Linked DNA regions of Mus musculus: all the other regions are linked to region 3. Evidence: chromatin loops called from intact Hi-C (ENCODE). Cell type or tissue: heart. All regions are shown on one strand. Region 1 holds the start of Slc6a9 (solute carrier family 6 (neurotransmitter transporter, glycine), member 9). Region 2 overlaps St3gal3 (ST3 beta-galactoside alpha-2,3-sialyltransferase 3). Region 3 holds the start of Artn (artemin). Region 4 overlaps St3gal3 (ST3 beta-galactoside alpha-2,3-sialyltransferase 3). Region 5 has its middle 5.4 kb from the start of Slc6a9. Region 6 overlaps St3gal3 (ST3 beta-galactoside alpha-2,3-sialyltransferase 3). Region 7 overlaps St3gal3 (ST3 beta-galactoside alpha-2,3-sialyltransferase 3).

What was found. Hi-C counts contacts between places; a loop is a spot of excess contacts. Peaks named below come from ENCODE experiments on the same cell type or tissue, not always from the same donor. Only the 100,000 strongest peaks of a DNase experiment are listed, where the experiment ranks them.
Region 1: a loop joins it to region 3, with 2.3 times the contacts of the local background. A loop is called at or near these places in 15 of 42 quality-filtered maps.
Region 2: it touches region 3 in a loop (2.8-fold over the local background); 5 of 42 quality-filtered maps call a loop at or near these places.
Region 4: it touches region 3 in a loop (2.5-fold over the local background); 7 of 42 quality-filtered maps call a loop at or near these places.
Region 5: a loop joins it to region 3, with 3.0 times the contacts of the local background. A loop is called at or near these places in 15 of 42 quality-filtered maps.
Region 6: a loop joins it to region 3, with 2.3 times the contacts of the local background. A loop is called at or near these places in 2 of 42 quality-filtered maps.
Region 7: it touches region 3 in a loop (7-fold over the local background); 34 of 42 quality-filtered maps call a loop at or near these places.

What each region holds. Positions count from the first base shown.
Region 1 is chr4:117,834,550-117,838,549 of GRCm38, forward strand. It overlaps Slc6a9 (solute carrier family 6 (neurotransmitter transporter, glycine), member 9), which reads left to right and starts at 709. Exons shown (of 14, transcript NM_008135.4): 1 at 709-928. In heart, no CTCF peak of the experiment used is centred here; DNase peaks (open chromatin) are centred at 702 and 2,032; H3K4me3 peaks cover 3,074 bases; H3K27ac peaks cover 3,092 bases.
Region 2 is chr4:117,992,898-117,996,897 of GRCm38, forward strand. The region is part of intron 5 of St3gal3 (ST3 beta-galactoside alpha-2,3-sialyltransferase 3); the gene reads right to left. It overlaps 9530034E10Rik (RIKEN cDNA 9530034E10 gene), which reads left to right. Exons shown (of 3, transcript NR_166452.1): 3 at 634-1,082. Among named protein-coding and RNA genes, the nearest start is that of 9530034E10Rik, 20 kb to the left of the region's middle. In heart, no CTCF peak of the experiment used is centred here; no DNase peak of the experiment used is centred here.
Region 3 is chr4:117,926,793-117,930,792 of GRCm38, forward strand. It overlaps Artn (artemin), which reads right to left and starts at 2,971. Exons shown (of 5, transcript NM_009711.4): 1 at 2,594-2,971; 2 at 2,227-2,460; 3 at 832-1,350; 4 at 369-507; 5 at 1-276. The coding sequence starts at 891. In heart, CTCF peaks have their summits at 658, 1,549 (motif pointing right) and 2,112; a DNase peak (open chromatin) is centred at 2,149; H3K4me3 peaks cover 2,770 bases; H3K27ac peaks cover 2,512 bases; H3K27me3 peaks cover 3,607 bases.
Region 4 is chr4:118,064,219-118,068,218 of GRCm38, forward strand. The region is part of intron 2 of St3gal3 (ST3 beta-galactoside alpha-2,3-sialyltransferase 3); the gene reads right to left. Among named protein-coding and RNA genes, the nearest start is that of St3gal3, 69 kb to the right of the region's middle. In heart, a CTCF peak has its summit at 1,776 (motif pointing left); no DNase peak of the experiment used is centred here.
Region 5 is chr4:117,827,860-117,831,859 of GRCm38, forward strand. No RefSeq gene overlaps it. Among named protein-coding and RNA genes, the nearest start is that of Slc6a9, 5.4 kb to the right of the region's middle. In heart, a CTCF peak has its summit at 1,825 (motif pointing right); DNase peaks (open chromatin) are centred at 2,552, 3,142 and 3,802; H3K4me3 peaks cover 614 bases; H3K27ac peaks cover 2,076 bases.
Region 6 is chr4:118,033,323-118,037,322 of GRCm38, forward strand. The region is part of intron 3 of St3gal3 (ST3 beta-galactoside alpha-2,3-sialyltransferase 3); the gene reads right to left. Among named protein-coding and RNA genes, the nearest start is that of 9530034E10Rik, 60 kb to the left of the region's middle. In heart, a CTCF peak has its summit at 1,952 (motif pointing right); no DNase peak of the experiment used is centred here; H3K27ac peaks cover 207 bases.
Region 7 is chr4:118,081,708-118,085,707 of GRCm38, forward strand. The region is part of intron 2 of St3gal3 (ST3 beta-galactoside alpha-2,3-sialyltransferase 3); the gene reads right to left. Among named protein-coding and RNA genes, the nearest start is that of St3gal3, 51 kb to the right of the region's middle. In heart, a CTCF peak has its summit at 2,106 (motif pointing left); a DNase peak (open chromatin) is centred at 2,084; H3K27ac peaks cover 1,676 bases.

The DNA of each region.
Region 1 (4,000 bases), 92 kb before region 3:
AAATGTGGCAGCCTGTTCCATTTGCTAGGCACCACTGCCAATCTGGAGCAATGAGTTTCACGTGGGTATGCATTTCCTTAAGTCATTCTCTCCATTTTGCAGAGGAGGAAACTGAGGCTCAACAAAGCATCTTTTGGCAGATACTGCAATCCAGGCACCTGAAGTAGGTAGGCTCTGTGGCACAACTAACCAGGTAGGGCTGATCAAATCAGTGGTGGAGAATTCGGGGAGAAAGGGCTCCCCAGCCTTGCAATTCCAAGGAGTGGGCCCCAGGCTTTACTCAGCTGTGCCCACAGTCTCTAGCGGCGCTACTGCAAAGGGAACGGAATTTGCTCTTGACGTCTCTCTAGGGGGAACGCAGGCGCAGAAGGCCAGGGGCCTGGCGGGCTAACTGCAGCCCCAGCCCCCCAAAGCGCCCCAGGCCTTTTGGCTTCGTTCCAAGCCTAGCCCGAAGGGGAGGACATCTGCTTCCTCCAAGTGTCCCAACTGAAGGGCAGAGAGGCGAAGGAGAAGGGGACTCCTTTGCCGAGCCCCACTCCCAGGGGTTCGTGAGGATCAATCATCAGAAAACTAGAGCCACTTGTAATCTTATTCCCTGGTAGGAGGAGTCTGAGTAGTCGGCACGCGGGAGGGAGGAGATGGGACCAGGGCGGGGGAGGGCGGCCAGGGGAGCCGCTCAGGGAGGGGAGGGACTTGGCTAGGTTTCTCAAGCCTTCTTCACTCTCCAAACTTTCACCAAACTCTTAGCCCCCGCCTCCCCGAAACCAAAACACAACAAGCTCTGGAGGAGCGGCAGGCAACGCGGCGGGGCGGGAGGACTGGCGGCTGCAGAGAGCCTCGGGAGGCTGATGCAACTTTCCCTTTAAGAAAGCCACCTGGGCGCACCGCGGTGCGGACCCAGCACGCCTGGGCCGGGGGCAGCAGTATGGTAAGAGAGCTGGGGGAAGGGGGCTTTGCGGCCCGAGCCTAGGTCTGTCCAGCCGTCGTTCTGGGCGTTTCTGTGACTCTGGGAGGCTGAGCCCCAGGATGTGTATGGATGTGTGTGTGGTGCGTGGATGAGATAGCGTTTGCTTGCGGGTATCTGTGGCTAAGAGTGTGAGTGCTCGCACTGGGATGTCTGTCTCGCCGCGAAGGTCTGGGTAGGTGCGTGTGTCTGTGTGTCATCGTTGTCACCAAGGAACTAAAGCAGACGGGAGGGAGGGTGATTTCGGAATGGAGGGGGTGCGTTGCGTGCCGACGCCGGCTCGGTCGGAGGTGGTTGGTACGGGGCTGTGCGCGCAGCGCCGGAACCGAAGAGCGTCTTCGGTCTTTCTGGGGCGCCAGTGGGTCTGCCGCGGCCGGGAGCCGGCAGCGGGGTCTGTGCCCCGCGTGCAGCCTCTCGCCCCACCTCCTCTCCCAGCCGTGCTGGCTATCTATCTGGGCGCCGCAGCCGGCGGCCTTCCTAATCTGCCCGCCCACTCGCCCGCCGGGTGCCGGTTCCCGCGCGCCCGCGGTTCCTGGGAAGCAGCGAGGAAGAACCCCAGCGCCCTCCGGTTCTCTTTTGTCCGCGGCTCGCGTGGCTGCAGCGTTGAGAAGGGATTGCGGGGCGGAGAGTGGTTTTGGGGGACTGCTACTCTGGGGGGAAAAAATCCACGCCCTGCCACTCGAGCCTTCACTCTAGCCTTCCTTCTGGGCATGCTTGCGGCGAGTGCGGGCGGCCACAGGTGAGGCCTGGTTTCCCGCAGCTCCCGAGCGCCTGCTCCCAGCCTGTACCCCGCAGCAGGCAGCCACACACGGGCCGGAGCTGAGGCCAGCGAGCCGGGAGGGGGCTTGCCCGCAGACCCGGGAGGGGCCGAGGACGGGCGGGGGCGGGGCAAGGGGGCGGAGACCTCGGCACCCGGGTACTTTTCCACCGCGGGGGGCGGGGCGGCATCCTCCACGCCAGCTGAGAGGCGCACACGTGGTGGCTGATGTAACGCCCGCCCCCCAACACACCTTGCACACTGATTAAAGCGAACCGGTCTCGTTTCGAGGAAGTGGGCACTCCGGGCGGTGCCATGACTCCAAAAGTGACCGCGCCCCACACTGCCAGCCCGTCCCGGGCCTTCAAGTCCGGCCGGGCAGCTACTTAAAGGGGCCGCACCCCCTCTCGGGTCTGTTTTCCATAGGCCACGCCCCTCGCTAGTCACTCTTAAAGGAGCCGCGTACCCACCTAGCACTCTATGATAGCTCCCTCACAAAGCCTGTTCTACTTTTTTTCCTTTTTTTCTTGTTTTTTGGTTTTGTATTTTGAGACAGAATTTCTCTGCGTAGCCCTGGCTATCCTGAAACTTGCTCTATACACCAGGCTGGCCTTGAATTCAGAGATCTGCCTGCCTCTGCCTCCCAAGAGCTGGGTCTAAAGGTGTGTGCCACCACTGACTGGTTTCTGTTCTATTTTTTAAATGAAGCAAGTCTGAGGCTATGACTGTTAGAAAGATAAAGGATAGAGGGCAAGGAATGGGCAAAAAGAACACCTAAGATAAAGACATCTCCAGAGAGGCAAAAGGTTAGAGAGCGGGTGATAGGATTGGTTAGGGACTAGCGGAGAACATTGAGCGTGCCCAAGTGTTTCAAAGACTTCAGAGAAAACGCTCCCTTCCTCCTTATGTTCAGCGGGACTACAGTAGTATAGTTCTCAGGATATAGAAGAACCACACGTCTGCCCTGGCAGACCTCTCCAGACAGAGGGGGTGGACAGAAGCCAGCATCTTGCATATATTGCATTCTTGAAGGGTACCATGGAAGGGTCGACTGCAGAAGGAGGAGGAAGGCTTCATGAAGATAATGGCATGGGGTCTGGTTTTGATGTTGGTAGGCAATGTATTGACCAGTGAAAACTGGGGACCAGAGACCCTTACAGAGGGAACTATTGCCCGAGCAAAGGTGGGGATGCAGGAAGCCCCTGAGTTTGCAGCAAGTAGCTGGCTTGGTGCCCCAGACAGGAGACTTTATGCACACAACACTGTGCTAACATCCCTGTGGTAGTGAATAGAGACGGTGTCTCCTCCCTCCGAATTGTAAAGTACTGGAGACCTGTTGCCTCTAGTTACTAGTGAGGGCTTAGTTCATATAGACCCCTAAAATTGGTCTACCTAGGGGCTGGAAAGATGGCTCAGTGATTAGGGATGCATAAGGGGCTGGCTGGTCTTCCAGACGGCCAGGGCCTGTAGTTCCTGGCAGCAGTGTCAGGAGGCTCACTATTGCTTGTAACTTCAGCTTCAGGGAATGGGATGTCCTCTGTTGGCACTCTCCCAACCTCTATTCCACCCCCGTATTATGCATTCACACACATACATATAAATAAAAATTTTTAAAAACTGGGTGGTGGTGGCACTCAGGACTTTAATCCCAGTACTTGGGAAGCAGGGGCAAGCAGATCTCCTGGGTTGAGCTAGCCCTCAAGCAGTCAAGGCTACACAAAGAAACCCTGTCTCGAAAAAGAATTAAAAGTTTAAAAAAATAAAAACAACAACAAAAAAAAAAACTTAAAGAAAAATCTGCCTGCATACTGCCCTTGCAGGGGACACACAGGTTCCAGCAACCATGTTGTGGGACTCATAACCACCTGTAACTCCACCTCTAGTGGATCTGCTCCCTCTTCCCTGTACACACATAATCAAGAATACAGATAAATATATGCTTATAAGTTGGTCCACCTGGCTGCTTCCTGCTCACCAAGAAATCAGGAGCTTCACCGTGGGCACCTTCGTGAGGGAGCCAGAAGACCAGTACTACACTCCGTACTCCAGCCTTTGGAACCACAACAAAAGCAATGCCTTCCCTCTTTGGAGATGTGTGTGTGTGGGGGGATCATTTGACAATCCCATTTTGGGAAGAGGAAAGTCACAAGTGCTAAAGGGCTCTGTGACCCTCCTCCCAGCATCAGTCTTGGGGGCTCACACTCAGCCCAAAGCCTGTCTGTCCACATCAGACCTCCTCTCCTATCTTTAAACCTGCAGCATCTTATCCCTGGGGCAAC
Region 2 (4,000 bases), 66 kb after region 3:
TAGTTTTTAATTTCCCACCAGCAGTGAGCAGAGCTCTAACCTCTCGTAGGAAGATTTCTGCATGCAGTTTAGTGAGATGCCCTGAGGAAAGCAAGCTCAGCTCACTGTCCCTGCGTGACCACACTGCCCACTCATGGCAGCTCTTGGACGGTGACGATTCTTATTTGTTACAGTTCCCAGAACTTTGCAGAGGCCTTGCTGAGGCCGCAGGGGCTGGAGAGGGACAGAACTGACCTATGTCCCCTGGGCTGAGGAGGAGGGTGAAGGGTCACCACGGGCAGGGCAGGACTGCATTTTGGGAGGTGCAGATGAGGATGGAGGCTGAGTCCTGGCTCCCACAGTAGATGGGGAGGAAGTTTTCTCCTATGCCCTGGGCATGCTCTGTAGGGAGCTTCCAGAATTAAGCCCACATGCTGTGTAGACTCAATCCCAATTCTAGGGGCAACCTTGAATTAATGAGCCACACTTTTCCTGTTCCCCCTCATCTTTTTTTGGCATTTTCAGAGAGGGTCTTGCTACATAGCACAAACTGGCCTTGAGCTCCTGGCAATCCTCCTGCATCAGCCTCCTAAGTGCTGAGATTACAGGCATGTGTCACCACACCTGGCTCCATTTTCATTTTTCTCTTGTCAGACTTGCAGAAGCAGAAATGGCTCACCCTCAGCCTGGAGCTTTTCATGACTCTCCAGAAGAAATGTCAACAGCCTTTTGTTTGGGTGAGCACGCCAAGACTAGCCCAGAGGACTCCTTTAGATGCACTTGTGTGCCTGTCCTTCTGCACCAAGTCACACACAAGCCAGCTCTTCTGATGCTCCAAAGCTGCCATTGGCTCCTTGTATAGCCTACAGAGCTAACTGTGCATCGGCCTCCATCCTGGGCAGGACTGAGGTCTCTTCAGTCTCCCTCTCCCCACTCAGCAGCCAATCCAGGGCCAGGGCCTTTACAGTTTTACGTAAATTTCATCAGAACCCTTTGATCCAACTAAAGTTTACTTCTCCCAGATGTTGCAAAACAGCTATCTTGGCTGCATTTTTAAAAATTGTCTTCCCAATGTCCAGTGTAATTCTTGGTACTCAATAAAAAAAAAAAAAAAAAAAAAAAGAATTCTGGGCTGCTAAGATGAATCCTGGGGTAAAGGGGCCTGTGCCCAAGCCTCATGACCTGAGTTCAATCCCGAGGACCCACAAAGGGGAAGGGGACACACACACAAACACACACACAAAATCAATCAATCAATCAATCAATCAATCTAAAAATATGTTTGAGCCATTGAGGGAGTTCCCTAACATCAGCGTTTGAGGGAAGAATGGTCTACACTTAATACATTCTCAGGCACTTCAGCTTCTCTCCACTGTTGATGCTGGTGGTGCTGGTGGTGCTGATGGGCACCGTGGTGCAGTGGCCTGAACACAGCAGAGTGCACAGGTAGGTCACTAGAATGCCAATGCTTGCCTGCCTCACCAAGCCCAGGTCAGGAGCATGGGAGCAGGGGGACAAGAATGGGAGGTGACCTCAGATCAGTTGGTAAGTGGTGATAGGAGGTAAATTAAGGATGAAGGTTAGACAGGAATAAGTGAGGACTCAGGAAGGAACTTCAAAGTATTATAAAAAGAAATGTACAAAGAGCTATGGAAACCCGATGATGAGTGAAACGTCACCTACCAGGTGACATCTGAGGTGGCGTTGTAAACACAAACACAAAGGGACACAAAGCATATTGTGTGTGGACGGTGCACCACGATGAGTGCTGGCTTCATCACCCAGTGCCCCTCTCCCCACAGTTGAGGGGAGAGGTCTGCCTGCGGCACAGTCCTGTGAGAAGAGTTCTGCAGTCCGTGGTGCCGCCAACACTCGAGCTGCTTGTTAAAGTAAAGCGATGGCTCTTAGGGACAAGACTGGGAGGCATTCCCTGCTGAAGAATGGCATGCGCAATGAACGGGTATCAAAGAGGGGTTTTCAGGGCAGTGCCCGGAGGTTAGGTACCTGGAGACATTATTCTCTGACAGCTCTGTCAGGTGGTCAAAAGGCTTAAAAAAAACTCTAAATTATAAGTTATCAGTTGCATCCTGTGTGGCTGAAGATGCCAACAGCCACTTTCCTGCTATGCACAGCATTCCTGTATCAACAGTTGCCAATCACCTGGGTTTGTGTGTACAGTCTACACAAGTCCTGACAGCTCCTGCCCAGAATATATTACGGGAAGGTGTATGCGTGAGGAGTGGAGGCAGGCAGGGGGTGAGGACAGAGCAGCAACAGCATTTCCTGCCCCTGACTGAGCCCTGACTGCAGGCCAGGCCCCAGACCATGAGTTACCGTCAGGATGGCAACTGCCTAGGTGGTAGGGATCAATGTCTCTACTCTTTTTTTTTTTTGGTTTTTCGAGACAGGGTTTCTCTGTGTAGCCTTGGCTGTCCTGGAACTCACTTTGTAGACCAGGCTGGCCTCAAACTCAGAAATCTACCTGCCTCTCCCTCCCAAATGCTGGGATTAAAGGCATGTGCCACCACACCCGGCTCGCTGTCTCCACTCTTGCAGACAAGGCTGAAGCTCAACTTGACTGAGAGACCAATGCAAGGTCACATGGCTCAGTAAGTGGGGAAGCAAGAGTGAGACCCAGGTTTGCCTGGCTCCAAACCCATGTCTCTTTTTCCCCTGTGTGGACTGAGAAAGTCAAGGTCCCAGCTGCATTCAGTCTTTGCTAGGACAACATAATGAGCCACTGTGAGCCTGGTCAAGGTACTAAGCATGGTTCCACCCACAAAGATCATTGAACCCATGGTGAGGTCATGGGGCAAAGATGTCCTCCCCCCATTCTGACCAGCAAGCATCATTATGGTGCCGAGAGACAATCTGAGCATGGCCAGATCACCTCTGCTCAGCTACCAAGCTCCCCATTCCTCCAAACACAAGGTGACCCCCAGAAAAGGTCTGAGATATAGCCAGTAATTAACCCAGTCATGCACGCCCCATGGGGGGGCATCTCTGAGTGTTCTCCAGCTGAAGGGAACAGGGGATCCACAACTGTAAGCCATTGTCTCCAGGTGACTCTGACTATCCAGCCTCCAAGCCCTGCCTCTAAGGGGGCTTATGGCTGGACAAAATGACCGCGCTCACAGAGGCTGGCTCTGGGATTCTGTGGCCGAGACTGGTTGACCTTTCCTTCTGTGTTGAGCTCCTGTGTGAGGACTGGGCCAGGGATGAGACAACCAGGCTTACCCTCTCTCCCCGACAGTGCCTTCTGTGCAGAAGCTCTGCTTGGGCACCTGCTGACCCTAAAGCCCAGGTTCTCCCCTAACAACTTGAGGCTGCAGTAGACAGAGCTGGCGGGAGCCTGACCTTCCTGACAGCCTTCCCTCCCCCCTCCCGCCAGCATTCTGGGTTCTGTTCTGCTGCCTTTTACATTTGTCTTCATTTCCCCTGAATAAGACTGGCAGTCTTAAGACGCCTTTAATCCTAGCACTCGGGAGGCAGAGGCAGGCAGATTTCTAAGTTCAAGGCCAGCCTGGTCTACAGAGTGAATTCCAGGACAGCCAGGGCTATACAGAGAAACCCTGTCTCAAAAAACCAAAAAAAAAAAAAAAAAAAAAGACGCCATAAGCAAGGTACCATGGACTCACGGTGCCCACTCCAACCAGTGGTCATTCTTATTGCCTCCTACCTCCAGAGCAGGGGAGACCTGGAGCCAAGTTCACTGGCTAGCAGGGGTACTTGTGAACGTAATGATCTCTGAGACAGGCACAAGGACATGGACAGGGGCTGGCCAGGAGCACTCCAAGGGGGAACAGATTCTGGACAAAGTCCTAATTCCGTTGGTCCTGGTGATGAGCACGGGGTGGCTGGAGTGACAGAGACTAAGGTGGCAACAGCCTTTTACTTGGCCAGAGCTTGGTGCTCAGTTACCTTGGAGGTAAGAGATCCAGAGGTCACATCAGGCTCCTCAGAGATGGCTTCTAAGCCCAGGCCCCAAGCACATGCCTTACCCCTTTGGTGGTCCTGCCCC
Region 3 (4,000 bases):
GGCACGAGCCGCTGCAGAAGCGGAAACGTATCAGCTCGTCGGAGCTGTGGCCTAGGCCGAGCGCACTCACCGGCACCAGCTGCGAGCGCAGGCGGCAGCCGCGCGCATCTGTGGTCCGTGCGCGGCTGCTCCGGGTTCCTGCACGCGCCGCGCGTGCCCCGCGGAGCGCAGCGGGAGGAGACTGGAGCGCGGGACCAGGCGGCGGGGGTGCGGGCTGAGGAGACTGAGGCGGGGGTCGCAGGGTTCTTTCGCTGCACAAATGCGCAGTGTGTCCCCCTGGAATGAGGCTTAGTCACTTTCGGAGGTGTGGGTGGGGGGTGTCTAGAGCTAGCCTCGCCCTTGCCCCGCCCTGTCGCGCTCTCACCTACCAGGCAGGTGGTCCGTGGGGGGCGCCAAGACCGGTGAGGGACCGTCGCGAGCGGCGGGGCTGCGGGACATTGGGTCCAGGGAAGCTTCTGTGACGCAGCTCAGCAGGGCTAGAACAGCTAGGGTTGGCCACCAGGCTGACTGCACAGAGAAAAGGAGACTTAGGGAGGAACAGGACACTTTGGGGGTCGGGAGGGGGTCTTGTCTTGCCCAGATCAGAGACCAGTCTAGTCGGGCTCCTAGCTGGGTGGCAGAGTGTAAGGAAGGGCTTAGATTTAATAGGCATTTGCTGCTCCCAGGAGCCCAGGGGAGGAATTACCTGAGGGCACGGACCATCAGGAGAAATCCCGTTCCTTTCCTCCAATTACGGCCCCTCCCTCTTGGCATTTCCCCTTTCATATCTGATCCCTGCGGCCCTAAGCTATGTCCTACTCTCTTTTTTTCCAAGGAAAGCCAGCGACTCACCTGCCACCTAGGCCGGAGGCAGTGGGACAATGCAGTAGGCTCTGCAAGTCCCAGTTCCATAGCTTTCGGCTCCAGAAGCTCCCATCAGAAGCCTTCGTGGACCCGTTTCCCCACCCTCTTCCTGCGGCAGCTTGCAAACTGAAAGATGAGTTAGTTATCCTTTGGGGTATTCCTCCTTCCACTCCAGTCTCTCGAAGCGACCCAGGAGGTTGGAGTAGCTAGAGTCAACTCAGCAGCGGTAGCTGCGATGGAGAACCTTGCTCTCTGTGTTAGGTGCTTGGCAGGACCTGTTCCTTCGCGATGCCACAAGGTCAATCAATGGCTCACTTCTCCAGATGGGCAAACAAAGCTCAGCTGAGCTCAGAGATCGTCTAAGGCCTCAGGGGGGAGACTCACACAGCTGTGGTCCTGTCTTCTAAGACCCTTCTGCTCTGTACTTCAGGGCTGAAGGTACCAGGGTGGTTGGAGAAAGTAGTAACTTGAGTTCCTTCCACTCCATGCTCAGCGTTCACTCCATACCTTGGGGGAGGAAGCAGAGCCCTGAAGAATTTGAGTGTCAGTTGGTCACTTGGATTATCTGATGACTTGCAATCTTCTTTCTGGACCCAGTGTCACCTGAATTCTCTCTTATGCCCACAGATGTCTCCCAAGAGCTTGCCTATTATCTGGGGAAGCGATGGTCCTTCTGAAAACACAGGGCCTGGACCATGGCTTCCTGTGGCCACCAGGGGGCAGAGCTTGTCAAGCCTGCGGATTTAAGGGGAGGGGGCTTTTGCACACGCTCTGCACATTTAGGTCTGAGCCATTGCCAGAAGGACCAGCTAGTCCTTCACACCAACCTGGTCTCAGAGGGCTGAACCACTCCGAGATCCGGCCCAAGCCTGGACCATCTGCCTCCTGTGGATCTGGCCCCCTAGCCTTGCTCCTAGGAGTTTCCCCCATAAACCATCCTTCCTGACCCCAGCCCGCACCTCCAGTCTTTGTGAACCACTGCTCTTGGACCCCTAGAACTTTTAAGAATTCTCATTAGTTAGTCTCTTCTTGGGTCCCAGATGTAACCCTCCATCCTTTTGCTGGCACACAGAATACATGGAGAGGGGGAGCGACATATGATGACTCCAGGATAAGACACACACCTCCCAGGCCTTTATCTAGTTCCTCCAGAGCTAGGCGTGTGCCCGTTGGCTAACTAGATTAAAATCCCTAGAGACCAGACTGGCTACTATTCTCTCAGATGGAGGGAAAGTCAGACAAGGCAGCCCTGGGATATCTGCGCTAGGGGGAGCCTAGGAGCAAGTCCCTCGAGGACAGCTCTGACCAATTTCTCCTTTCTTACCATTTGGGATATTTGGTCCTCCAGCCCTTGCCACCCCTATCCACCAGCCCTATACTCACCAAAGGGGTCCTGGTCCGTGTCCTTCTAGGCGCCTCTCCTGGGACCAGTGCTGGGCTTTCCCCCGAAGCTCAAGTGGATCATGCCCAGAGTTGTGCACCTGGCAGCGCCTCTTTTAGTTAAAAGTGGGGCCTTGGCAGCCGGTCTGTGCCCTGTGGCGGCAGCGGGAGCCTCACATTACAGCCAGCCAGGAGGGTTAACACAGTCCAAGAAGCTAGCGACAAGAACTGGAGGGGCTGGGAGGGGCAAAGAGCTGCGCTGAGGGCCCAGAAGAGAGAGGCTGAGAGAAAAGTGGGGAGGAAGACCTTTCTGCCCTTTCTCCTGCCCTTTGAGCGTCCATCAAGGGGATGGGCAAGAAGGCTGGCTTACCTTGGGTGCAGGGCTCCAAGCCCCAGTCGCAGCGAGGGCTGGGGCCCGAGGGACTTGTTGCTGGCAGAGCCCGCGGGCCGCATCTGGGGGCCGAGCCCAACTCCATCCCTCAGCAGCCTCCTGCCCGCCGCCGTCCGGTGTCAAATTCCAGCCCCGGCGTCACCAGATCCCGGGGTGGGGCCCAGAGCGCCCCCGCCCCGCCCCACCTTTCAGGGCTCACCTGGCCGCTCCACCCTCCGGATCCGGTCCCCGCTGGCTAGGCTAGGTCCCTCTAGGTGGGGGCTAGACATTTGGAGAAGACCCCAGGAGGCAGAGTAGAGATCGCGGGCTGCAGCGAGACGCTGAAACTGGGAATTCGAAGTTGGTAGTCAAGCAAAGTAGGGAACTGGGAGGCCTGGCCGAGGGCGGGAGAGCGCGAGGGAGGGCGGCGAAGGAGGGGCAGCCTGAAGGAGAGTTCCAACTTGGGCTGCGCAGACATGGGGGTTCTGGCTAGCTACTCTGTATCCTCAAGTGGTGACTCCGGGACCCTCAGAAGGTTCAGCTGCCTCGGAGCGACAGGGCTCTGCGTTGGGCTCCCACGGTCCAAGGATACCCTGTTTGCTCAGTTTTAGGGTCGGGGCCTCAGAGGGACTCGCGCACATCCAGTGAAGGCAGTGAATGATTGTGTGTGTGTTGGGGGTGGGGGGTGGGTGCGACCAGGGATGAAGAATCAGAGGACCTCAGAGTATTGAACTGGAGTCTGAGATGCGATGAGGCAATTTGGCAGGTGTCTGGAGGTTGGTTGATGGCCATGATCAGAATTGTTCTACCAACTAGTCTGGAGTTCATCACGAAGATGCTGGAAACTACTGACCTAGTCTGAGTGTGGTCATTTTCGTTGAATGCCTGCACTGGAGAGAGTGTGGTTTTGAGACAAGCAAGACAGAAGAGGGATGCAGGCTGCTGGGGACAATAAGATAAACCCTGAGCAGGGTTGTGGGGAGTTGGGGGTTCCAGGACCCAATCCCCTACATTCCTTTTTGCCTGATTGGACAAAGTGAGGTGGTAAAATTCTAGGAACTGGCTTTCCCTAGGAGAGGGTCAGATGTGGGGTTGGCGGTTGGGGGAGGGGGACATGTGAAACCAGTGTTGGACATGCTGAATTAGAAGGGTCTGTGGACTCTCCTGCTAGAAATGCCCCAGAAGCAGCTAAATTTGTAGCCGGGAGTAAAGTGAAGGCAGTTGGGCTAATGATGACAACTTGGTATTTGCCAACCAATACGTGCAAAAACAGATGCTGAGAGTGGGGAAGGGTACCCAGTGCATGGACCCGATGTGCCCTGATCATGTACCAGCACCTCTGTGGACCTTGAAGAACTACCCATGGGGCTGGAGAGACAGCTCAGTGGGTAAGAGCACTGAACTGCT
Region 4 (4,000 bases), 140 kb after region 3:
GTGGGGAGGTGAGGACCAGTCCAAACCGGGATTGCAGAAGAAGGGAGTACAGGTACTCTAGAACAGAGAGACGACCACAGTGCTAGACGTAGCGCAGAAGGGGAAGTGTGCCTTAGAGACCCTTCCTCTGGGGCTGTGGTTTGAACAGGCTTTGCTCCCGCTGAAGCTCAGGCTGGCGTTCAGTCCCCACAGTGAGGCACTAGAGAGCGTGCGAATGGACGCAACTGTAGTGGTAGAGCCACTGACTGCGATTAGGGCCGGAGGGCGACATCAGGACGGAGCCCTATGAGTATAGCTCATGCGAACAACTCCCACCACGCAACCCCCTGCACAGCTTCAGGACTCTGCCAGCAAAAAGGCTGTCTCACTGGACATGGACCAGAACCAAAAGCCGAAGGAAACCTTTATCATTTACTCATTCTGTGGTGCTAAGTTAATAGCCAAGGGACAATGAAACTAGACACCTGTACCTAGCAGTTAGCCAACCAGTGGCCTCAAGAGCAGGTTCAGGTAAATTACTAAGCACGAAAGCCATGCAATCTCAAATGCTATGGAGGGGAAATGAAGAGTGGGGAGGGCGGATCTGGACTTTCTAGCTGTGGATTAAGACGCGCTTAGGAGAGACAGGTGCAACACGCTCCTGGGTGTGTCTATGGCAATGACTACATCATGAGGACTCTGACCTATGAGTGGATTAATTCCTAGATCGCGCCAAAATATGCTGCATGGTTGCATGGTTATTAGGAGGTGGTAACAGAAAAAGGCAGGGCTATTGGAGGAAGAGGTCACTGGTACCTGTCCTTGGCCTGTATCTGGCCCTGTTCCCTCACTGTATTTCCTTGCTGCCTGTTCACCATGAAGAAGCTCTTGTGTCCCCCTGCCCCCACAACCATGATGTCCCAACCCTCGATGGGCCCAGTAATATGGAGCCAAGTGATCACAGACAGAATCTTGTGAAACCGGGAGCCAAGATAAATCATTCCTTTTGAGTGGTTTATGGCAGGCATTCTGTCCCGGGGACAAGAATAGCCATTAGTGCAGAGTGAACACGTACCCTCCAAGTTCAATTAACAAAATCTGTGGTGACTATCGCCACGCACTGCAGATGGCCCAACTGAAGGCCTGGGGCAACCCACAAGTATAAAGGTTTAAACATGGGGAAGCCGTCCATGTATTCAGTTGTTGGTCAACTCTGAGTGGGCACCCAGGAAACTTAACCAGTCACCCAGCTGAAAATGGATTTCAGTTGGGAACTGGAAATCTTTCTCTGCAAATGACCAGTAAATATTTTAAACTTTGTCGGTTACATCAAATCTCTGTAGAAGATCCCACTTAGGTGATGGAGACATGGCTCCATCTTGTGAGAGAGTATACCAGTCTCGAGGACCCGAGTTCGATTCCTAACACCCACATGGGGTGACTCACAACAGTGGGTGAGTACAGCTCCAGGGTTCTACTGCCCTATGCTGGCTTCTGTGAGCACACATAAAGAGACGCAACATAAATAAAAATAGAAGACATCTTTTTAAAACTATAATGTCAGGAATAATAATTTTTAAAAAAAGGTTAAAAACAAATTGAGGAAAACTTTCGGAATATAGGACAGAAAGTTAGACACCTAGAATATGACATCTAGAATATGAGAACAAATAAGAAAAAAGTAGGGAAGAGGGGCTGGAGAGATGGCTCAGCGGTGCTCTTCCAGAGCTCCTGAGTTCAATTCCCAGCAACCACACAGTGGCTCACAAACATCTGTAATGGGATCTGATGCCCTCTTCTGGTGTGTCTGAAGACATACATAAAATAAATAAATCTCAAAAAAAAAAAGTTGGGTTAAAAAAATGTGAAAAGGGAAAAAATTTAAAGAAAGAATTCAATGAAAATTTCCTAGAACTACAGGGTCTGAGTTTTTTGTGATTTTTTTGTTTGTTTGTTTCTTTCTTTCTTTCTTTCTTTTTGCTTTATTTTAGCTTCGAAGGGTCTTTGGGGGCTGAGGAGATGGCTCAGTCAGTAAAATGCCTACCACACAAGCATGAAGACCTGCGTTTGGGTCCCTGGCACTCACGTAAGAGCGGGCTGGGTATAATGATGGAGACTGGGAGCCAGCCTGGGAGTCTCTCAGTTGGTCTGGTGGCCATTCTTGGTTGTCAACTCGGCTACATCTGGAACTAACTGAAACCCAAGTGGCCGGGCACACACACCTGTGAGGGATTTTTTTTTTCTTTCTTTTCTTTTTTGTTTTTCAAGACAGGGTTTCTCTGTGTAGCCCTGGCTGTCCTGGAACTTGCTCTGTAGAACAGGCTGGCCCCAAACTCAAGAGATCCTCCTGCCTCTGCCTTCTGATTGCTGGGACTAAAGGTGTGTACCTCCACTACCTGGAAGGCTTTTTTTCTTAATTAAATCATTTGAAGTGGGAAAACCCACTTTGAAAAAGTGTTTTATTTTATGTGTAAGGGTGTGTGCGTCTGTTTACGTGTCTCTGTGTCACATACATGCCTGGTGTCCAGAAAGGCCAGAAGAGAGCATCAGATCTCTTGGAACTGGAGTTACATATGGTTGTGAACCACCCATGAGGGTTCCGGGAATTGAACCTGGGTCCTCTAGAACAGCAGCTGGTGCTCTTAACTGCAGAGCCATCTCTTCATTCCTTTTGGCAAATCTCTTATCTCCAAAAATATTTACATTGTGATCCATAACAGGAGCAAAATTACAGTTGTGAACTAGCAATGAAAATCATTTTATGGGGGCTGGAGAGATGGCTCAGAGGTTAAGAGCACTGACTGCTCTCCTAGAGGTCCTGAGTTCAAATCCCAGCAACCACATGGTGGCTCAGAACCATCTGTAATGGGATCCGATGTCCTGTTCAGGTGTCTGAAGACAGCTACAGTGTATTCATCATATATACCAAATACATGAATAAAATCTTTTTTAAAAAAAAGAAAAGAAAAGAAAATCATTTTATGGCTGGGGGTCAGCACACCACGAGGAACTGTGTTACAGGGTCCCAGCATCAAGAAGGTTGAGAACCACTGCTGTAAGCATTCTAATCAATCCCTTCCTACCTATGTTAGACTCGATCTGTAAGCCCTGTTCCTCTAGTGAACCCTGGCTACACACAGTTATCCTATGGTTCAGCCATCCCACTGCTAGGCCAAGAGAAATGGGAATGTGCTGCACACATAAAAGCTTGTACATGGTGTCCACACATCCACACAAGCATTATTTCTGACAGCCAGAAACAGAAGAACCTATGCCGGTCGTGGTGGCGCACGCCTTTGATCCCAGCACTCGGGAGGCAGAGGCAGGCGGATTTCTGAGTTCGAGGCCAGCCTGGTCTATAGAATGAGTTCCAGGACAGCCAGGGCTACACAGAGAAACCCTGTCTCAAAAAAACAAAAAAAAAAAAAAACAAAAACAAAAAACAAAAAAAAAACCCAGAAGAACCAAAATATCCATTAGTGGGTCATGTGTGGATAAGTAAAATGTAGTCATTATCCCATTAAAAACGTCACTCAGCCACAGAAAGGCATGAAGTACTGGCATGTACTATACTGCGGATGAGCTCTGAAACACTACCCTAAGGGAAAAACAACTGGCAGAAGTTGTTTGAGTCCCTGCACTACATATGCAACTCCCAGAATAGGCAAGCCTGCAGAAACAAAGTATCTATGGTTAGGGCATGGGTCATAGGGCAGGAAATGGGTCATATTACACACACACAAACACACACACACACACACGCACACGCACACGCACACGCACACGCACACACAGAGACATACACAGTTTTCTCACCTAGCACGTTATTTTTTATGGAGGGTCATAATATAGATTGTTTCCACTTAAGTACTGTTCTGTCAGGTTGAGATGATTTTTGCCTGGATTGTTAAGCCTGTGTGCACTTTATATTCATTTAGGTCATACTATCTTCAAAGTAGATGTCTTGGTAACTCAAACTAAAAAACTACATTTTGGTTTTTGATAGTGAATTCTTTATATT
Region 5 (4,000 bases), 99 kb before region 3:
CACTCTGGTGTCCTCAGTGAAAATATCAGCAAGTCAAAGTGACAGCTAATGATTTGTTGTTAGCAAATAGCTTTTGCCTGTGGATGCCCTGAAAGGATCTTTGCACTTGATCAGTTAACATCTCAGAATTGCTCAAGTTAAAGAATGACAACAGCTAACCCAGGCATGGCGGTGTATACCTATGACCCCTGCAATAAGACGACAACCTCAGCACTGCAATCCCAGTCTGAGAAGGAAGGCGCAGTGTGAATTTGAGGCCAGCCTGGGTTTACATAGTCAGCTGCAGCCTCAGCCTAGATAATAAAAGAACACAATAGCCACATTTACTTTTTTGTTTGTTTTGGTTTTTGGTTTGTTCGTTTTGTTTTGTTTTGTTTTGTTTTGAGACAGGGTTTCTCTGTATAGTCCTGGATGTCCTGGAAATCACTCTGTAGATCAGGCTGGCCTCGAACTCAGAAATCTGCCTGCCTCTGCCTCCCAAGTGCTGGGGCTAAAGGAGTGCACCACCACCACCTGGCTCCATATTTACTTTAATGTGTGTGTGTGTGTGTGTGTGTGTGTGTGTGCACGCGCGCGCATGCATGCTCAGGTGAGAGGATAAGCTTAGATACTGGTCCTCCCCTTCACCTTGCTCCAGGCAGGATCTCCTTTTTATCATTGCACTTCATGCTCCAGGGTAGCTGGCCTGCTTCTGTGGATTCATTCTCCTGTCTCTGCCTCCCATAAGCATGCTGGTATTACAGACCTTCATTTACTGCTTTGGGCATCCACAGAGGTTCGGAATTCACCTCGTCAGGCTAGTGCTGCAAGCACCAAGCACTTTCACCTGCCCAGCTGGTTCTCTGGCCCATTTTCTTTTTAAAGGACTCAAAAAAAAAAAAAAAAAAAAAAAAAGCTATCACTCCAAGGCATGTAAAATGCTTTCATAAATATCTCATGGAAAAAAATGAAGACCAACTCCATCTGTGGTACTATTTGCTTTACTTCCTCAAAAAATAAAAGTCGGGGGAGGAGAGGAGGAGAATTCGGCCCCCAGGGACTGTATCAGGCATGTGAAGCGCCATCCATCATGTATGTCATGGTGAGTGACACAGTCCTGGGACTCAAAGCCTAGTGGTGCTGGGAACGCAGGGCCCTCCGCCCTTCTCTCTTCCCACAACTCCACTAGCTGCAGAATGTCCATAATACAGTCACACAGTAATGTTCTCTTTTGGTTTTTGGTTTGTTCGTTTTGTTTTGTTTTGTTTTGAGACAGGGTTGCTCTGTATAACTCTGTATAGTTCTCTGTCTGTCTGTCTGTGTCTCTACCTTTGTCTGTCTGCCTCTCTCACACACTCACTGCTGTAGCTACTCTCACACATCATAAGTCACAAGCTGAACCATGTGTATGTTACAGCTACACAGTCACATAAAAGCCATAGAAAAGTCCCAACAGCCAACAGCCAACCTCAATGTGTCCAAACCAATTCTTACTGATTCATAGTCACAGACAGACAGCCTCAACTTCACTCATGACCCTCAGAGACCAGCATGGCCCCTATGTTAAACATGGTCTGCCTCAGGTGCCCATGTTCACACACACTCTAAGCAGTCTGTACATACTCTGATAGCATAGACTTTGGACACATGCCAGCCCGGGCTCAAGTTCAATCTTTACCACTGATTACTTGTATAGTTATTTAACCTGTATGTCCTTAGCGCTAGAAAATGGAGATTACTTTTACTTTACAAATTTGATGTGAAGATAACAAAACAACCAGGCAAATGATAGTATGGTAATACTGTCTGACCCAGGGTGACCTGAGGAGTCACGGTAACTGCCATGTGTGGCTCTTGTCGCCAGAGGGCACCAGGGCTCCAAGGTGTCTGTGGAATTTGTTGGAAGTAAATGTCCCAGGAAGGCTGGGATTCCTGGCGTGTGGGGATATGTGCAGACTAGGGAGGTGTACAGGTGTATCGAGGCTGGGAAGGGTCTGGGAAACCCAGCTAGGGCCCCTGTGTGATTCTGGGCATGCAGGGCGTACTCCAGGAGAAGACCCTGACTGGGAGGGAGCATGCACAGTTCCCACACACGAGGCTCCCTTCTCCCACTCCCCCACTGGGCAAATCCTTTAATCCCACACAATGTCGGGCTTCCGCCATTGCTCCTGGCACAGAGGAATCCCAGAGACATGGGTTCCAAGTCTCAGTAGTTGAGGACCTGGGGAGGCCAACGCTGGGAAGCAGGACTCTGAGCACCAATCCACACGGCTCACAGAGACAGCCTTCCTTCCCTTTCCTGGGTTGCGCCAGAACTTCCTGACCCTGCTGTCTTTCCTGGTACGGAGCCAGCCCCAGCTGGCCTTTCCCCTCTTCCAGCCGGCTCCACACCTGCTCCCCGGGGCCAGGCCCTGGTAAGAGGCTTATCAGACATGTGTCTGGGACAGATAAGGCACACACCCCCTGTACCCCACATGCCTTATCCAGCCCTGCCTTCTCAGCTGCTTGGCCTTGTAGAAAGGCTTGCCAGCAGAAGGAACCCCACCCACCTAGGCAACAGGCCACCCTGTCCCCAGCCCTCCCTCGAGGGCTCTCTTCCCAGCAACCTCATTCCCTGTGATGTCATCACTTGGGGGGAAGCTTGGTCCATCATTCATGTCCAAGAGAAGCTGGGAAAGTGGGATCAGAAAGAAGTGCTCCCCAGGCACCAGGTCAGCAGCTGGATTGGGAGCAGGGGGCGGTGTCACAGGATCCTCCCCCAGGGTAGAGCTATTTTGGTGTTGGCTGCTTCACACATAACCATTCCTCTTCCTGTCCTCCCCATCCATAGAGGCTCTGGGTTCATTGGGAACAGCAACAGTGGGAAGAATTTATCCCACCATAGGGAAGCACTGGGTAACCAGCCTCAGGTCTGGAGCCAGCCCTGCCCTCCTCAGGGAGACTCGATATTTGGGAATCCCAGGGACCTTCCATCCCATTCCTTGGAACAGCACTGTGGAGGGAAGGATCATTGGAATGGCCAGTCTGATGAACATAGCACCTTAGCATAGCCTGCTGGTGACACACATTGACTTGTGGATACCGCTCCTGGTGACATAACAGCACGGTATCTATGGCATGCCCATGAGCTCAGTATCACTGCCATGTTCTTGGCTACACATGGACCCCAGACGGCCTTGTATTGGACTATACACCAACACTCCAACAAGGATACACATCGAGAACCCCATGTGTGGACGGGGGAGACCCCTCTTTCTCGGAGCCACGTTCTCAGAGAGTGACATAATTCTCAGCACACGGTGGACACTCAGAAATATTTGGTTAAGTGCTCGCTAAATTTTACAGGTCCTGAGGAAAAGCCATTCTAACTGCGGCCCCTCTCCAGGCCTAGGTGGGAGCATGGAGGGTTGGGTGGGGGACATCTCCACTTTTGTCACTGCTACCTCCAGCTCACTTCAATCATGGCTACTCCTCGGCTTATACCAGTCACAGAGAGCCACCTCTCCTCTTCTCTGGTGACCTATGCCAATGGTGTTCTGCAAGTTGGATGCCAAGAATGTTTAGACATCGTATACTTGTTCAGCATCATGAGTACAGACTTTTGAGTCCTCCACAGTGCTGGGAATGCTGGCTTCCTTGGCATTGTAAGGCTCTGTTAAAGGCATTTAAGAATCTAGGCATTGACTGCTCTGGAGACTTGGAAGGCTACCTGGACAGGGCCAAGGTTGATGCTTCCTGTTTGCCTGATGTCATTTGTGGCCACTGAGGTCCTGCCTGGATTGACTTAAGCTGTCATGAGCGAGGGTGACATAAGATGACCCAAGAGACACGTGGAGCCCCAGTGGAACTCATGGATTTAAACAGCTGTTCCACACTGGGTCAGGGCAGGGAAGGAGTTGTGTAATGATGGTTTCAAGTTCAAGAGAGGATGATTCTGAGAGCAAAGCCAAGACAGGATCCTCCTGACAATGCTTCCTAGCCCCCTAGGCTGGGACTGTAAGGAGGTAGGGACCACTAATCA
Region 6 (4,000 bases), 110 kb after region 3:
CAAAATAAATAAATAGACCCAAGCTGAGTATAGTGGCACACAGCTATAATCTGATAATTCAGGAGGCTGAGGTAGGACGGTTGTTACTATGAGTTCAAGGCCAGCCTGGGTACTTTGGCAAGACCAAATCTCGAAATAAAACTCTAAAAGGGCTGGGGATGTAGCTCAGTGGAAAAGTGTTTACCTTGTACACCCAAGGCTCTGATTCAATTCCTTGTAGTTTGTCTGGTTGGTTGGTTTTTTTCAAGACAAGCTTTCTCTGTGCAGCCCTGGCTGCTCTGGAATTCACTGTAGACCAGGCTGGCCTCAAACTCACACAGATCCTCCTGCCTGTGTTGGGATTTAAGGCTGGCTTTAATTAATTAAATTAATTAATTTATTTATTTTTACTTTGGTTCTGGGGGTGGAACTGAAGTTATCCGCCTTGTGTAACACGTGCCTTCACCGCTGAGCCATCTTGATGACTTCCGCATGTCTTTTAACTAAAGTTTACTTAAGACTTTCCACACTTGTTATATGTAATTGCTTATTTAACAATACATTTGACTAGGTTTGTAAATCTTTGCTGTCTAGACTACTATGCCTTCCTCAGTTTTGAACTGACTTTCCTCATTCCTTTTCCTTCCTTCTTTCCTCCCTCCCTCCTTCCTTCTCTCCCTCCCTCTCTCCCTTCCTTCCTTTCTGTTTGTTTGGGTTTTTGTTTTGTTTTTGTTTTTTTTTTCAGTCAGGGTTTCTCTGCATAGCCCTGGCTGTCCTGGAACTCACTCTGTAGACCAGGCTGGCCTCGAACTCAGGGATCTGCCTGCCTCTGCCTCCCAAGTGCTGGGATTAAAAGTGTCTCTCACCACTGCCTGGCTTACTTCACTTCTTAATATGAGGGAAGTGGAAGGTTACAGTGGTATCTTTTTAAAGAATCATTATCGCCCCCGTATTAGCACTTGTTTTCTGTTAAGAGAAAAATCTCTGACAAAAGCAGCTTAAAGAAGTCAGGGTTTATTCTGGTTCACAGCTCAAGGTACCGCCCATTATGGTGGGAAAGCCTGGTGGTGAGGACTTGACGTGGCTGTGTTAGTCAGGAAACAGAGAGCAATGGAGGCTCCCATGCAGGTGGCTGTCTCCTCCTCGCTCAGTCCAGGACTTCAGCCCATGGAACGGTGTCACCCAAACTTAAGGTGTGTCTTCCTACCCAGTTAACTAATTTAACAACTCCCTCTCAGACAGGACTGAAGGCTGACTACCATGGTGATTCTAAATCCCACCAAGACGACAGTCAAAATTATCCATCCTACCTCCTCACACATATTTACTATATAGTAGCCATAATTACAACGACCAGTTATTTTCCAATGTCATTTTGAGCTTTGTCTTATCACACACACACACACACACACACACACACACACACACACGGAGGGAGGGAGGGAGGGGGTTCTATAATAAACAAATAAGGATACTGCATTTCTAGCACACCACGGTGCTAGGAATAACGCTCAAGGTTTGCACACGCAGGGCAAGCGCCTTGCTAGCCAGAGCTGCACCTCTGAAGAACGCCCTTTGCAAGGCCTTCCTCGTCTAGCCTCAGAGATATGCATTTCACAACATTCTCTAAGTCCCTAGGAATTGAGCCCCGTTGAGTTACCACGTTCTCTGACCACATTTAAAAGCTGAGAATGTAGGTTTGTTTTTAAGGTAAAATTCCTCACTCTATAAAGATGGGCAGGATCCAGCCAGCAGAGTAACTGAAGGCAAACCACCTTATAGCAAGAGCTAATGAGTAGATATTTACCATGGGCAGCTGATGTGGGCATACTTGATAGGTATTCATTGGCTGATCTTACCAAGATCGCTTGCTCACAACCACCATAAGCAGAAAGAAATTAATGTGAAAAGAAAATCTCAGTCAAGTGTCTGTGTCTTTGTGTCTAGATGCACACATGTGTGCAGGTGGCTGAGGAGGCCAGCAGAGGGCATCAGATCCTCTGGAGCTGGAGTTACAGTTGATTGGAGCCACCCAATGTGGGTCCTGAGAACCAAACTCGGGTCCTCTTCAAAAGCAGCAATCTCTCTTAACCACCAGCCATCTCTCCAGCCCCTAATGTAATGAATTTCATAAATATTTAGAGGGAGCTGGCAACCTTCTTTATATTAAACACAGAAAAACCAGTTGTTAGAGATGAAAAGACAGTTTGAAAAATTCTTTTGAGGGGCTGGAGAGACAGTTAGTTCAGTTGCTATGTGCACTGACAGCTCTTCCAGAAGACTGGAGTTCAAAACCCAGCAACTACGTGGCAGCTCACAACTGTCTGTAACTCCAAGATCTGACACTCTTACACAGACACACATGCAGGCAATAAACACCAATGCACATACAATAAAGGCAAATAAATTAATTTTAAAAAAAGAAAGAAAGAGAAACTCCTTTGAGGAGAACAGTTATGAAGCCCACATCTCTGGAAGGGCTGGGTGTGTAGTCTTGTGTCTCACTCCAGACTGGCAAGGAACTTGACGAGTGCCCCTCTAGGTATGGAGAAACGGTGGGCTGCCTGTAGAGGGGCTTCCTATCTACCTGCTAAGTCTCAGGTCACTGAGAGATGGGCTGCCCCAGCATGGGAGCTAACCTGCACTCTCAGAGGTGTGTGAATGAGCTACTCTTTCAGTCGCTTCCTCAAAATATCTGCCTAGAGGGTTCGCAGGTCCTCAGTGGCCAAAATCAAGAGTAGACATCCAGACTTCCAGGAGCTGTGGGGATGAACATTAGGACTGAGGCACTGTACCCCAAATGAGCAGGAGTCTGCTGAATGCCTCCAGGAGAACCCCAAGAGTGAGCTTTAAACACAAGCAGGACCCAGCGAGTGCACCATTCCCCCAGATTTAACTTTTCCTCCTCTAGAGCAGCGTTCTCACCCTTCCTAATGCTGTGACCCTTTAATACAACAACCAGAAAAGTATTCCATTGCTGCTTTCAAACTGTAATTTTGCTACTGTTATGAATTGTAATGTAAATATCTGTGCTTTCTGATGGTCTTAGGTGAAAAGATCATTTGAATTTCCCCAAAGGGGGTGTGACCCAGAGGTTGAGAACTGCTGTTCTGTAGCTATCCAAGGGTAGCCAAAGATGGCTGTCAGTGACTGGGAAGGTCAGGGAGAAGACAGAGAGCAGGCCTCCTCTTCTGTACCCCAAGCCATGGCTCTTACAGGTCAAATGAAGTTAGGAGGTGGAACTACAAATGTGGGTGGGTTTGTTTGTTTGATTGGTTTTGTTTTGTTTGCTTGTTTGTTTGTTTTGAGACAGGGTTCCAGTAGCCTTGGCTGGCCTGGAGCTTGCTATTATAGGCCAGGCTGTATCCGCATCAGAGATCTGCTTCTCTGTGCAGAGTGCTGGGATTAAAGGCTTGCATACCACACCTGGCTTCAGAACTACAGCTCCGAATGAACTGAACGTTACATAAGACCGGATGCTCTAATTCTGGACTTGCCAGCCAAAGTGACCATGGGCTTTTGTTACTTCAGAAATATCAAGAACATCACTGGACTTGGACACCCAGAACATTAAAGGGACAGAAGGAATCCAAATAATATTTCTGTGGTTATGTGATGTGCCCTGCATTTTCAGCTGCACTGGCAAAGGGAAATAGTGATTTACATGATTAGTCATTTGGTTGTTGTTTTGGTTTCCTGTGGTAGTGGGGAGAAAGGGTCCGGAGCCTCACCCACGCTAGGCAAGCTGGACTCGAATCCACAACCCAACAGGATGGCTTCAGGTTCACATACGCAGGCTGTGGGAAGGACCGGCGGTGGAGGGCTGCGGAGGGCTGCCTGAAGCACAAGCAGGCTACTGTGCCTCCCCTGGGTGGCCTTTACTCTTCCCACGGACTTTTCATCACAACTTTCCAACATGGCCACCAGTAACTGGTAGGCAGTATATTTAGCATTACCATGGAAAAGGGACAGCGATTCATCCGCTCTGTTCCTGACTTGGAAACCCCTGGTGAGGAGTGGG
Region 7 (4,000 bases), 150 kb after region 3:
GAAGTGTTGATGCACTGCCTTGATCGCAGCACTCAGGAGGCAAGGCAGGCAGAGCTCTGTGAACTAAGGCCAGCCTGGCTTATCAGTCCAGTTCCAAGCTATCTCTCACTAAGTAGTCAGGGACAATCTTGAACTTCTGTTCTTCCTGCTTCCTTACCACAGCACCTGGTTTATTTAGTGCTGGGGACTGAACACTGATTTTCATACGTGCTAGGTGGGCACTCTCGACCACCTGAGCTGCATCTCCAACCCTGAAAACTATAACCCCACATAAAGTATTTTGTCATAGAAATGCAAATGGATTAGACACCATGTCGCGCATCCCCCTTTCAAGTGACTTGGACACCGTGGCAGAGCTACAGGACTCTGCAGGATGCCACTCAGATGCCCCAGGAGAAACAAGATCTGCTCATCAGCTGCTATGATCCCCCAGCTGTCAGCACTCTGGACTGACGGGCACTGTCAGCTCTGAGGTCTCGTACCCTCTCTGGGGCAGCCCTGGACCAACGGATAGTGGTGACCAAGGAACTACAAAAGCAGACTCCCCTCCCTCCATTTAAAAGGACCGGCTCAACCCCCATCTCCACGGGCACAGTGAGGTCGTTACTGAGAGCGAACCATACGTGACTTCTTACGTGAGTGTCCCTTGCATTTCTCTGCCTCCCTTCCTGTCCTTCCGGGGGCTGCTCCCACAGCCGCGCCCTGGTGAGCTTACCCCACCTGAAATTTATCTCAGAGTGTGCCTCTCTCAACAATACCACCTTGCCCACCTGCCTCACCTGAGCACTGACACCACACCTTCCCGTCAAAAACACGCGGAGACACACTGGGATGAGAGCTTTAAACCCGAGACTGCAGAGATCTAGAACTCACACAGTAGATACATGCACATGTACACAAACAATTAAAAAAAACTATTTTATAGAGGGTAAACAAGGCCATAAGTACTTTGTAAGCCCCTCTGAGAAAAAAAAACAGCTTTAAAATGGTTCTAAATAAATATTTCTACCTTGCTTGCGACCAAACAAAAACAATTACTAAATACATAAGAAAGAGTCACAAGTCAAGAAGCCAGCAATAGCACATGCCTTTAATCTCAGCACTCAAGAGGAAGAGGCAGGTGGATCTCTGTGAGTCTGAGGGCAGCCTAATCTACATAGGGAGTTCTAGGACAACCAGGGCTACATAGAGAGACTGTATATCCAATAAAAACCAACCAACCAAACAAACAAACAAAAATAACCCACTAAGAATCTATTACCCATCTCTGCTGGTAACTGATATTTTTTTAAGATTAATTTATTTATTTTACGAGTATGAGCACACTGTAGCTGTCTTCAGACACACCAGAAGAGGGTATTGGATCTCATTACAGATAGTTGTGAGCCACCATGTGGTTGCTGGGAATTGAACTCAGGCCCTCTAGAAGAGCAGTCAGTGCTCTTTACCGCTGAGCCATCTCTCCAGTCCAACTAATATTATTTTAATTATGAACATCTATTTTAAAATGTTTTGACATTAATGTATATATTGTGTGTGTTTATGTATGTGTGGGTAAAAATGCATGTGGCGATCAGAGGACAACTTGCTGGAGCCGGTTCTTGCTTCCACTAAGTGTGTTTCAGGGATCGTGCACAGGATGGCAGGCTTGTGGCGAGTGTCCTTCCTCACTGAGCCTGTAATCAGCTATTTCCAATGCTCACCACGGTGTAGTGCTAAGAGGTTTACTTAGATTATCTCCCTGATAATCTTAGGTTCGAAGCGTAGGAACATAAGCCCAAAGCTGCAGAGCCAGGACTCAGTGTCAGGCAAGAGGCTCTGAAGCCTCAGTGATTGTGTATGTGCTAGCTTGCTGCACCACCCCTAATGTCTCCCATACTGCTCTGTAATCCACTGGACAGCCTGTAAGAGAGGAGGGAAGGTGACTCGGAAACCCACCCCTTCCCCTCTCACCCCTCTCACCTCTGAGGTCGGCTCGCACAGTGCCCTGACTCCTAGGTGCACACAGCTGAGTTGAAGGACAGTAAGCAAGCAGCAGCTGGACTTGGCCAAAAGCCATCCGTGCTATTGCAATCAAAGGGTTCTGCTGCCCCCTTGTGGCCCAGGCCGACTGCTACTCCGCGATGCTCCAGTACAGAGCTGAATACCATATAAAGGCACTTGGCCACCAGACACTAATCAGTAGGAGGTCACTCTGATTGGCTCAAAGTGGAACAGATTTAATAACTCAAAAATGTGATTTTGTCACTCCTCTGTGCCAAATACTGCTCATAATAAGAAAGCTCATAATAATGACACGTTAGAGCCCAGAGGAAAATGTTTCAAAACTATTTTATAATAAAAGGAATGGAATAACAAGTTGCACTGACTTTGAATGATGACAAACACTTTAGAGCATTGCCAGACCCATGCAAAACTCCTGACACTTTTGTCTTGCATCTGAAGATACATTCTAGAAACCTTTTCCTACCAGTACATAGAGGCCCTCTAGCTCCAGCCTCAGACTCACTAAATGGGAACCTAATTCATTAATTTGTTCCCTGCTGATAAACACCTAAATAGCTGCCAAACACTTGCTACTAAAAAACAAAGAAACAATGTCAGGTTAGAGAGATGGCTCAGCCTCTAAGAGTACTCACTGTTCTTACTGAGGACCCAGGGAATCTTCTAGCCTCTTCTGGTCTTGGGGCACCAGGCACACACATGGTACACAGACACACGTGCAGGCAAGACACCCACACACAAAAGAGAAAAGGAAAAATGACAGTGCAAGCAAACACACAGAAAATCCTGCAGTGGGTAACTCTGCAGGAACGCTGTGGATGAACTCTTGGGAGTGGGAATAGTGGGTCACACAGCATGGTGAGAGCATGTATGCACACAGAAACACATAGAGAGACACACACACATATACACACACAGACACATACACAAACACAAACAGAGGCACATGCATATACATACACACATACACACACACACATAGATGCATACACACACAGACACACACATGCTCTTTGGCACCCTCTCTTCCTCCAGCCCGACTCTCCCCAGCACTCTCTCACACCTTCTTCAGTCTCACAGACTCCCTCCCCCCCTCCCTCTCCCTCTCTCTGTCTCTCTTCCCAGCACTCTCTCTCACCTTCTCCAGTCTCACAGACACACATTCTCTCTCTCTCTCTCTCTCTCTCCCTCTCTCTCTAGCACTCTCTCTTACTTTATTCAGTCTCACATCTCCCAGCTTTCTTCCTGGAAGGCAACCAAAGTTATTATTTCTAGATTTCGTGCTCACAGTTATTTTATACACACGTATGCAAATCTAGATGTGATCTAGGCTTATGTATAGATAAACATGAACATATGTACAATTTCCCACCCTCTTCTGAATAAATGAAGACATTTATACCCAAAATAGAACAGTGTTAACGGGACTCTGTAGACAGCTACCTTCAAGATCATGCTGCGGCTTCAAACATTTTTCAACTTATATTTGGGCCTTTTGCCAGCCCACTGCTGGGGACTCACTGGGGACGACTAGACTAGAAATACTGGTTTCCACCAAAGCCTTCTGGATCTGAGGTTCTCACCAAGTTCACTGGGCCAGAGATGGGGGTGTGGGTGTTGGAGAGATGGCCCAGTGGTTAAGAACGCAAGCTGCTCTTCTAGAGGGCTCAGGTTCACACACACACAAACACACACACACATACACACACACACACACACACACACACACACACAGCAGCTTACGACCACCTATAACTCCAGTTCCAGGAGATTCAACGCCTCTTCTGGTCCCCTGGGGCACCAGGAATCTAACAGCACACAGATTACATAAAAGCAAAACCGCCACTTCTATAAAATCAAATAAAATTTAGGAATAATAAAAAATAAAGTTGTCTTTTTCATAATGAATTTTTTAAAGATGTGTGTGTATACTCTATTTGAATGTACACCTGTGTGCCAGAAGAGGGCATCAAATCCCATTCATTATAGATGGTTG